2 separate regions of the Homo sapiens genome follow, and region 2 is linked to region 1. A link is a loop called in an ENCODE intact Hi-C map of the cell type or tissue named here. Cell type or tissue: A673. All regions are shown on one strand.

What was found. A loop is a pair of places that touch in the nucleus more often than their neighbours do. Peaks named below come from ENCODE experiments on the same cell type or tissue, not always from the same donor. Only the 100,000 strongest peaks of a DNase experiment are listed, where the experiment ranks them.
Region 2: a loop joins it to region 1, with 12 times the contacts of the local background. A loop is called at or near these places in 3 of 110 quality-filtered maps.

The regions. Positions count from the first base shown.
Region 1 is chr4:25,437,344-25,442,343 of GRCh38, forward strand. It overlaps LOC105374536 (a long non-coding RNA gene), which reads left to right. Exons shown (of 4, transcript XR_925494.3): 2 at 4,187-4,403. Among named protein-coding and RNA genes, the nearest start is that of ANAPC4, 63 kb to the left of the region's middle. RefSeq lists a silencer at 4,338-4,447. In A673, CTCF peaks have their summits at 2,769 (motif pointing right) and 4,370 (motif pointing right); DNase peaks (open chromatin) are centred at 2,778 and 4,388; H3K27ac peaks cover 1,014 bases.
Region 2 is chr4:25,493,532-25,498,531 of GRCh38, forward strand. No RefSeq gene overlaps it. Among named protein-coding and RNA genes, the nearest start is that of ANAPC4, 120 kb to the left of the region's middle. In A673, no CTCF peak of the experiment used is centred here; a DNase peak (open chromatin) is centred at 2,430; H3K27ac peaks cover 3,517 bases.

The DNA.
Region 1 (5,000 bases):
CAGTGGCGCAATCTCGGCTCACTGCAAACTCTGCCTCCCGGGTTCACGCCATTCTCCTCCCTCAGCCTCCCGAGTAGCTGGGACTGCAGGCGCCCGCCACCACGCCCGGCTAATTTTTTGTATTTTTAGTAGAGACGGGGTTTCACTGTGTTAGCCAGGATGGTCTTGATCTCCTGACCTCATGATCTGCCTGCCTTGGCCTCCCAAAGTGCTGGGATTACAGGCGTGAGCCACCACGCCCAGCCATGATTTCATTTTTTATGGCTGTGTAGTATTCTGTGTGTGTGTGTGTGTGTGTGTGTGTGTGTGTGTGTGTGTGTATGTCACATTTTCTTTATCCAGTCAATCACTGATGGACATGTAGGTTGGTTCCATGATTTTGCTATTGTGAATAGTGCATAAACATACAAGTGCAGGTATCTTTTGGTATAATGATTTCTTTTCCTTTAGGTAGATACTCAGTGGTGGCATTGCTGGGTTGTTCTATTTTTAGTTCTTGAGGAATCTCCATACTGTCAAACTTAAGTTATTTATGGCCTCCTTTACAGGAAACAGTTCATAGGCCCCCAAGAATCTTCCATCAATGAACATTTGGAACATCCTCAGGCCCCAGTTTGAGAAACAGTGCATTGGATAGGTTGCTAGATGGACACCAAATGAATAAATATGGGCAGCAGGCACCTGCTTTGGCAGAGACTTCTTTGGGTCTGTGAAAGTCTTCCTTTATGTTGGATGAGGCTCATAACAGTGATTGATATCTGCAGGTGCAGGCATGGTCTGGACCAACAACAGCCAGCCACATGCTGTTCCTGCTATTTGCCATCTGCACTGTGTTTTGACTCCTATTTCAACTCCTATTTGCAGTACCATAGCTGTTTCCAGCTACCAATGACTCTAGTCATCAGCCAGGCTACTCAGCCAACCTGAAAATATGCCAGATTGTCCATACATTTCCAATCCACCATGATTTTAAAAATACTCATCCTATATTTCTATTAAAATCATAGAGTTTTAAAATCTTTTTATCAAAGGATTACATACATTAAGAAAAGGAAGCAAATTGTCACAATATAGTTTGATAAATGATCATAAAGTGAAAACACCCAGGTGATCAACCCTCAGGTCAAGAAACAGAATATTATCAGGATCCCGGAAGCCCACTTTATGCCCCCCACTCAAAAGATAACTGCTATGCTGACCATATCTTACTTTCATCTGGCTTTGAACTTCCTATAAGTAGACTTATCCGCACTGTACATGTATTTTTGTGTTTGTGTGTTTACTTTCTTTCTCAACATTATTTTTGTAAGATCCATCTGTGTTGTGTGTAACAACAATCTGTTTATTCTAATTCCCTTATCATATTCCATTGTCTGAATATGCCACAATTTACTTATCTATTCTGTTGATGGGTATTGGGTTGTTTTCATTATTAGGTTATTAGGAATAAACTGCTATGACATTCTTGTACCTTTATTTTGGTTCATATGTGTAAGTATTTCTGTTGAGTATATACCTAGGAGTGGGTCATAAGGTGTATGACAACAGTTTTTTTCAAAGTGATTGCGCCATTTACACTCCCACCAGCAATGTCTGAGTGTTTCAGTTGCACCGTCTATTTGCCAAGACTTGGTATTACCTGTCTGTTTCATGTTAGCCATTCTCTTTGGTGTGCAGTGGGTTGACATTGTGGTTTTACTTGCATTTGTGTATGACTTATGAAGTTGAGCATGTTTTCATATGTTTCTTGGCCATTTGTAAATCCTTTTTTGTGAAGAGCCTATTTAAGGGTCTTGCCTGGGGAAGTAGGAAGAGGATGAAGGCTAGAGATAGGCAAAGGTAAACCAGGGAGAACTTTGGGATTCACCATTTTACTGAAAACTTTTGGTACCTGCAAGTAATGATTCTGGAGTCACTGTATGTTATTCTGGGATGTCCATAGCTGAAAAATCCCTTTGTATGACAAGATGCCTGCAGGGAGGCTCTCTATTGCTCAGGTATGCTGGAACAAGTAAGGAATATGTTAGGGAGTGTGTCCCAGCCTGGCTCACAGAAAGGCTATTGCTTTTCCTAGGCCATTTGAGTTTCTAACTCCCACCAACAGTTTTAGTAGACCTTAACCTTGCAATCAAGTTGTAGATTATAGTACTATTGAACCTACATGAATCAGCCCCTCAGGGCCAAGGTCACATATTTGATTAGAGGCAAGTCTCATTTAAGTACATTTTCTCCCCGTGTGATGTTTATGAAAATGATGAAATTCATAGCATTTTTCTACTTCTCTGTATTTCAAATCAACCATATAATTTCCCCCTTTTGAAGGCTGCTGCAATGTAAATGGAAAAGCTCATGATTTGGGCTCAGACTATACCAGTTTAACTCCCAGTGCTAAATTTAACTAGTTTTGTGATTTTGAGCAAGTCACTTTACCTTTTTGAGACTTAATCTGCTTGCCTATAAAATGGGTACATCTACCTTACAAGGATAGGATTCAGATAATTGATGCAAAAGCAAACTGTAAACCTTAGGTTACTGGACAAATCAATATTATTATTTATGTTAGTTTGGGACCTATAGAAGGAGATCTTGGAAAATTGTAGGGCTGGGAGCCAGAGGCCATGGAAGATAGGGAAGGAGGTGAAAGTGGGAAAAATTACACCCTGGAAACCCAGTGACCAAGTCTCAACTCCTGGCTGGCTTGCATCAAAAGCTGGAGCCTGAGCGTCTGTTACAAGTGAAGGAGCCAATGCAGAAATTCCTCTGACCACTAGAGGGAGCCATACCTTAGGCTGGGCATCAGATGGGCCTCTATTATCTTTAGCAAAGATCCCCATGGTGCCTGCCACTTTGATTTCACATCTGTAGGTCTGAAAAAAGCACTAAGCTTGACACTACTTCTCTTGATTTTAAAAAATTATCTTCTTCCTCAACATAACCACCACTACCATCATCATCCTAGTCTTTGCCCATCTGTCCATTAGTCTTGTTATCTCTTTGCCCTCTTTTAGGAGTGAAACAATTGCCTTTAAAATCACAATTTATAATGAGAAACGTAATTTTCTAACAATCCAGAGCCTGTGTCTACCCACCAGGATCTCTTTTCTCTTTAGTGCAATTACATGAAGTGCCAACTTTTAAATCACAAGTTGGCTGGCCGCCTACGTCCATCAGAGGACAGGCCTGCCTTGGAGGGGAGCCATGTGGCCAGGGCTGTGCAAAGCCCTTCCATTGTTGCGTTTGATTTCTTCAGAAGGGGAACACCAAGGCCATGTGAGGGTCAAGCCTGAGAAAGAATGTTTATTTTTGGAGTTTCTGATAAGACCAAAAACAGACAGAAAAAAAGAAAAAGTTGAACATTCAGCACATTCATTTTACTGATACTAATGCTGCTAACTTCTCTGGGAAAATTCAACTTAGACAACTCCGCGGTGATAAGAAAGCAGTGTCCCCACACATTTTCTCAATTCCTGGAGGAGGGCAAGGCGGAGGATGTTGCGTGTTTCTCCTAGAGGAAAAAGCTCAATCCTAGAGTCAGCTGGGTCAGCCTGAAACCTCCCCTCCCGTGGGGTTCACTCCCACCTCTGCCTGACACTCAGGTGGAGCTCTGCTAGGAAGCTGGTGGGGTCCTGGTGCCTGCTCCACTCCCTGGACTTCTGCCTGGGCTCCCACAAGCTATGAGGGAGTACTTGGGGGTCAGGAGCCTCAAGAGCATCCTGGAAAGTTTAGAAAATTTCACTTTTCAGGCCGGGCACAGTGGCTCACGCCTGTAATCCCAGCATATTGGGAGGATCACCTGGGGTCAGGAGTTCAAGATCAGCCCGGCCAACATGATGAAACCCCAATTCTATTAAAAATATAAAAATTAGTTGGGCGTGGTGGCAGGTGCCTGTAATCCCAGCTACTCAGAGGTTGGGGCAGGAGAATCACTTGAATCCAGGAGGCGGAGGTTGCAGTGAACCAAGATCATGCCACTGCACTCCAGCCTGGGTGACAGAGTCAGTGAGACTTTGCCTTAAAAAATAAAAATAAAAAAGAAAGAAAAATAAAATTTCACTTTTCTTTCATATATTCAGGCATTGCTTTAAAGATAATTAGCATTATCATTTCTGTCACTTTAAGGGTAATATTAAGAGAAATAAAACTCAGGGGGTTTGGCTGATTTCTGCTCATTGTTTCTTTTATTCAGCCAATATTCCTGGGGCATGTACCATGAACCAGGCTCTGTGCCAGCTCCCGCAGATGCAAGATGAAGACCTTGCCCTTGCCCTTGAGTGGATGGAGAGGACACAGATGGACAAGCACCTAGATGAGATGAGAGGTGTAGGGGTTGGGCTTAGCTCTGCCTGTGGGAACCTGGGCAGGCTTCATCAGGAGGTGGCGCTCAAGTCCAACTGAAAATATGGGTAAGTCATTCCCTAGACTGACAAAGTAGGAAAGGGCATTTCAGACAAAAGCACAGTGTGTGCAAAAGCTTGGAGGTGTCAATGATTGGGTCACCTCCTCCGACTTGTAAGTCAGGTTGAGTGTGGTTGGGGTGTTCTCTGGAGAGGAACAAGAAGTCTGGCTAGAGAGGTGGGCAGAGATCATGGAGAGATGATGTGCCATATTAGGAAGTTAGGGTGTCATTTATTCATTCAACAAACACTGTGTGCCTCCGATATGCCATCATCATTGTGGGCGCTGATCAACATCCAAGCCTTGCCCTTATGGTCTTACATTCTAATGGCGAGGGAAGGATAGACAATAATCAAGTACACAAATACATGAGCAAGGTAATTTCACATAACAGCACAGCTTACAAAGAAAGGTGAGGCAGGTTAAGGAGCTAGAGAGAAAGGAAGGAAGAGGGAAGAAGTTGCTATCTAGGTTAGGGCATTTGAGAAGAGATCTGAGTGAGGTGAGAGAAGAGGCTGGGTGAATATCTGGGATTGTGGGGGGTGGGGTGGTGGTGGGATGGGGGGGCCAGAGGACAGCAATAGCAAAGGCCCTAAGGTGCGCAG
Region 2 (5,000 bases), 56 kb after region 1:
TAAAAGAAATGTAGCCTGGAGAGGAAGAAATAAAACTATCTCTACTTGCAGATGACATGCTTTTTTTTTTTTACATATACTGGTAGATCAGTAGTTGCCTAGGAACAGGAGTGGAGGAAGTGGAGGAGAAACGAGAGTGTCTGTTGACAGCTATGGATTTCCTTTGGGGATGATGCAGCTGTTCTAAAGTGGATTTTTTCATAACTCTGTGAATATTCTAAAAATCATTAAACTATACACTTCAAATGGATGAACTGCATGGTATGTGAATTATATTTTAGTAAAACTTTGTTCTATAAAAAAGATGAAATGGGTGATTTTTCAGGGAAAAAAAAAATGTGTTTTGAGACAGAGTCTCACTCTATCACCCAGGCTGGAGTGCGGTGGTGCAATCTCGGCTCACTGCAACCTCCACCTCCCAGGTCCAAGTGATTCTCGTGCCTCAGCCTCCTGAGTAGCTGGGACCACAGGAGTGTGCCACCATGCCTGGCTAATGTTTGTATTTTTAGTAGAGATGGGGTTTTGCCATGTTGGCCAGGCTGGTCTCGAACTGCTGACCTCAAGTGATCCACCCACCTCGGCCTCCCAAAGTGCTGGGTTTACAGGTGAGAGGCTCTGTGCCCGGCCAAGGAAAATTTTTAAATTAACTCAGGAAGAAATAAAAAACCTGAATAGTCGAATAACCCTAAAATAAATCTAAAGGGTATTTTAAAATATTTTCTCCTGCTTGCTCCATCTAGCTTGAGACAAAGATAGCAGACCAGACTATTTTTGAGTCAAACTATATAAAACCTCTAAGCTTTTCCATACACTTTATAAATTGTATTTAGAGCATAGAGAAAGATGGGAAACTTCCCAGCTCATTTGACTTGGCTAGCATTACTTGCCAATGTAATAAAACAGGATGATGAGCACACAAAAGCAAAAGAAGAGGGGAAAAAAATGATAGGCCAATATATTTATGAGCAGAGATGCAAATAGCCTAAATAAGACATTAACAGGCTGGGTGCCATGGCTCACGCCTGTAATCCCAGTACTTTGGGAGGCCAAGGCAGGCAGATTGCTTAAGCCCAGGAGTTTGAGACCAGCCTGGGCAATATGGCAAAACCCAAACTCTACTAAAAAAAAAAAAATACAAAAATACAAAAATTAACTGGGCATGGTGGCATGCACCTGTAATCCTAGCAAGTTGGGAGGCTGAGGCACAAGAATTGCTTGACCCCAGGAGGTGGAGGTTGCAGTGAGCTGAGATCACACCACTGCACTACAGCCTGGGCAACAGAGTAAGACTGTCTGGAAAAAAAAGAAAGAAAGGAAAGAAAGGAAAGAAAGGAAGAAAGGAAGAAAAGAAAGAAAGAAAGAAAGAAAGAAAGAAAGAAAGAAAGAAAGAAAGAAAAAGAAAGAAGAAAGGAAGAAAGGGGGAGGGAGGGAGGAAGGAAGAGGGAGAGAGAGAGAGAGAGGAAGGAAGGAAAGAAGGAAGGAAGGGAGGAAGAAGTGAATCTATTGCCATCTTTTCCAGCAATAGATTTATGGAGAAAAAAAATATGATCATCTGAATAAATGTTGACAAGGTATTTAATTAAATTTAATACCAACACCTGATTAAAAATCTTAGCAATCCAGAAAAGTATGAATCTACATTAACTTGGCGAGGCACAGTGGCTCATGCCTATAATCCCAGCACTTTGGGAGACTGAGACAGGAGGATCACTTGAGCCCAGGAGTTTGAGACCAGCCTGGACAACATAGCCAGACACCATCTCTTCCTGAAAGTTAAAAACTTAGGCATGGTGACATGTGCCTGTAGTCCCAGCTACTTGGGAAGCTGATGCAGGAAGATCATTTGAGTACAGGAGTTCAAGGTTGCAACGAGCTATGATTACATCACTGCACTCCAGCCTGGGTGACAGAGCAAGAACCTGTCTCTAATTAAAAAAAAAATAGTAATAACAAAAAACAAAACTTCTGTATGACAAATAAGCATACAAACAAAATATAAAGACAAGTGACAGGCTGGGCGCGGTGGCTCACGCCTGTAATCCCAGCACTTTGGGAGGCCGAGGCGGGCGGATCACGAGGTCAGGAGATCGAGACGATCCCGGCTAAAACGGTGAAACCCCGTCTCTACTAAAAATACAAAAAATTAGCCGGGCGTAGTGGCGGGCGCCTGTAGTCCCAGCTACTTGGGAGGCTGAGGCAGGAGAATGGCGTGAACCCGGGAGGCGGAGCTTGCAGTGAGCCGAGATCCCGCCACTGCACTCCAGCCTGGGCGACAGAGTGAGACTCCGTCTCAAAAAAAAAAAAAAAAAAAAAGACAAGTGACAGATGAGAAGAAAATATTTGTAACATATTGTGGACCCTGGAAAATAATATTTAAGTCCTTGATAACCTCTTGTGCATGAGATCCTGTGCTGGACCTATCACTTGTATCATCTCATTTCATTTCCTTCCTTCCTTCCTTCCTTCCTTCCTTCCTTCCTTCCTTCCTTTCTTTTTTTGAGATGGAGTTTTGCTCTTGTTGCCCAAGCTGGAGTGCAAAATGGCACAATCTCGGCTTACTGCAACCTCCAACTCCCGAGTTCAAGCAATTATCTTGCCTCAGCCTCCTGAGTAGCTGGGATTACAGACATGCACCTCCACACCTGGCTAATTTTTCGTATTTTTAGTAGAAATGGAGTCTCATCATGTTAGTCAGGCTGGTCTCGAACTCCTGGCCTCAGGTGATCCACCTGCCTTGGCCTCCCAAACTGCTGGGATTACATGCGTGAAACACTGCACCCGGCCCTCATTTCATCTGTAAATCAAGTCTCTGAGGCAGTGGTGATCGACACGATTGTTCAGAAGAAGACACTAAAAACTGGAGAATTTAAGCACCCTGCCCAAATCTCATGGCTCAGAAGTGAGTTAAGGTTCCAACATGGACCTAAGCTGGCTCCCACACCTGCCACCATTTATCTCTCCAGGAACTAGCATGATTCCTCATCTCCTAAAGTCACTTCACTTATTATTTGTGCTTTTGATGTGTTTGTTTCTGGACAGATTGTCTGAAAGGGTCTTTTCAGTAGAAAGGTCCTGAGGTGAAGATGGAGAATGGGTCACAAAGCTGTCACATGCCTTCCTTCTCATGAACTCTTGAGGAGCAATCTTCCTCCTTAGCTTTTTCTTCTGCCTTCTTCCTTGGCTTTTGAGTTTCCTGGGGTGGCCCTAATTTCCAGCCAGTGGAGAGCTGGGCTTGGTTGCCCCATTCATCAATCCTAGCATGCCCCCACCCTTCCCCTTTCTCATTTGCTTGTGACAGGGAGAAAGAACGGAGTGTGGGTAAACCCTCTGACTTATCTGATTGTGCTGTAGGTGGGCCAGGTCAGGCTTGGCTTGACTGGCTTGACCTGCTCTGCTATTTCCTTTTCTGTCCCTCTCTTTTTCTTTTCTTTTCTTTCTTTCTTTTTTTTTTTTTTTTTTTTTAGATTAGGTCTTACTCCACCACCAAGGCTGTGTACAGTGCCGCTGTGTACAGTGGCACAATCACAGCTCACTGCCGCCTCCACCTTGTGGGCTCAACTGATCCTTCCACCTCATCCTCTGAGTAGCTGGGACTACAGACACACATCACCATGCCTGGTTAATTTTTTAAAAGTTTTTTGTAGAGGTGGGATCTCACTGTGTTGTGCAGGCTGCTCTTGAACTACTGGGCTCAAGTGATTCTTCTACCTTGGCCTCCCAAATTACTGGAATTACAGGTGTGAGTCACCATGCCCAGCCTTCTGACTGATGGATGTAGACTGTCCTGTGTTTCTGTGAGAGGGGCAGTCACTGTTATTTAGGATGTTCTGGAAAGGGTGACTGCTTGTCAGTGAGCCTCCCTCTCAGAGCCCCTTGAGCATCTGAATCAGAGTTAGCAAACTCTGTCCATCTCCTCTGCCATGATCCCTTTCTCTCCCCCATCAGCTCCTTCTATGCCTTCCTGCTCCTAGTTTCCAAGTCTCCAAGGTCAAGCTAAAGCCCAGATTTTATCATATTTCTCTTTTGCTTAAGAACCTGTAAGAGTTCACCAGTGAATTTTCAAAATAAGGTTCGTGGATGTTATATTGGGGTCCAGGAAGTGTTAGACATTCTATTTACTCTTAATCCAAAAATTCAGAAAGAAACAGCTTGGGTACTAGGTAGCTGGTGTATTGATTGTCACTAGTGCCCCACTTGGCCCATCTGTCAGATCGTTTCCTGAATCATGGTGTATGTCAGAAATATCATAATGCAGAGGGCCAGAGAGAGGGGTGTATTCTCATCCACTATCTTTCAATCTATTGCCAAGTGTTGCAATTTCCATGAGTCTAGCTCCATGAATTCCTACGGCCTCAGGATATGGTGGAGAAAATATTGTTAGAAATGAAACATTCATGATTCTTTGCATATAATCATGAAAGTCCATTCTAAAGTGTCTGTGGGGATTTTTCCTTCCCCTATATGAAAACAAAGGCATGACATTTCTGGCAATTTTTGGTAATAAAAAGCCTTGTGGTCCTTTTCAGTCATATCTCTGTCTTCAGACCTCTGGTCTAGGAAGGAGAGTAGTAGTGGCCAGCTTGTCTCTTTAAACCTCTCTTCCTTTGGGGCTGGAAGCAGGAGGAAGGAAGAGAGGTAAGGGATAGAGAGTTCTTATTTGGCTGGTACTAGAATAATCTGACCCCATGCTTTGCAGACCTGGGAGGTTTGTGGAGCTGGCTCTCTCTTGTGGGCACTTATATGGGTTTTCTGGAGACTCCCTTGCTCGGGGTGTTCAACAGCAACTCCAGAATGTCAGGCAGTGTTTCTCTTGCCCCTGGCTGCTCCTGACATAGCCTCAGTTTCTACCTCCAATGGTTCACATCACAGCCTCTTACCACCAGGGTCCTCTCTGGCTGTAGGCCGCCATCTTGGAAGAATCTCTTCTAAAATGAGCCAGACCATATTCTTACTGCAAGCTCATGTCTGGTCCTTGTGTTAGAGGGAAGTTCAGCCACTTC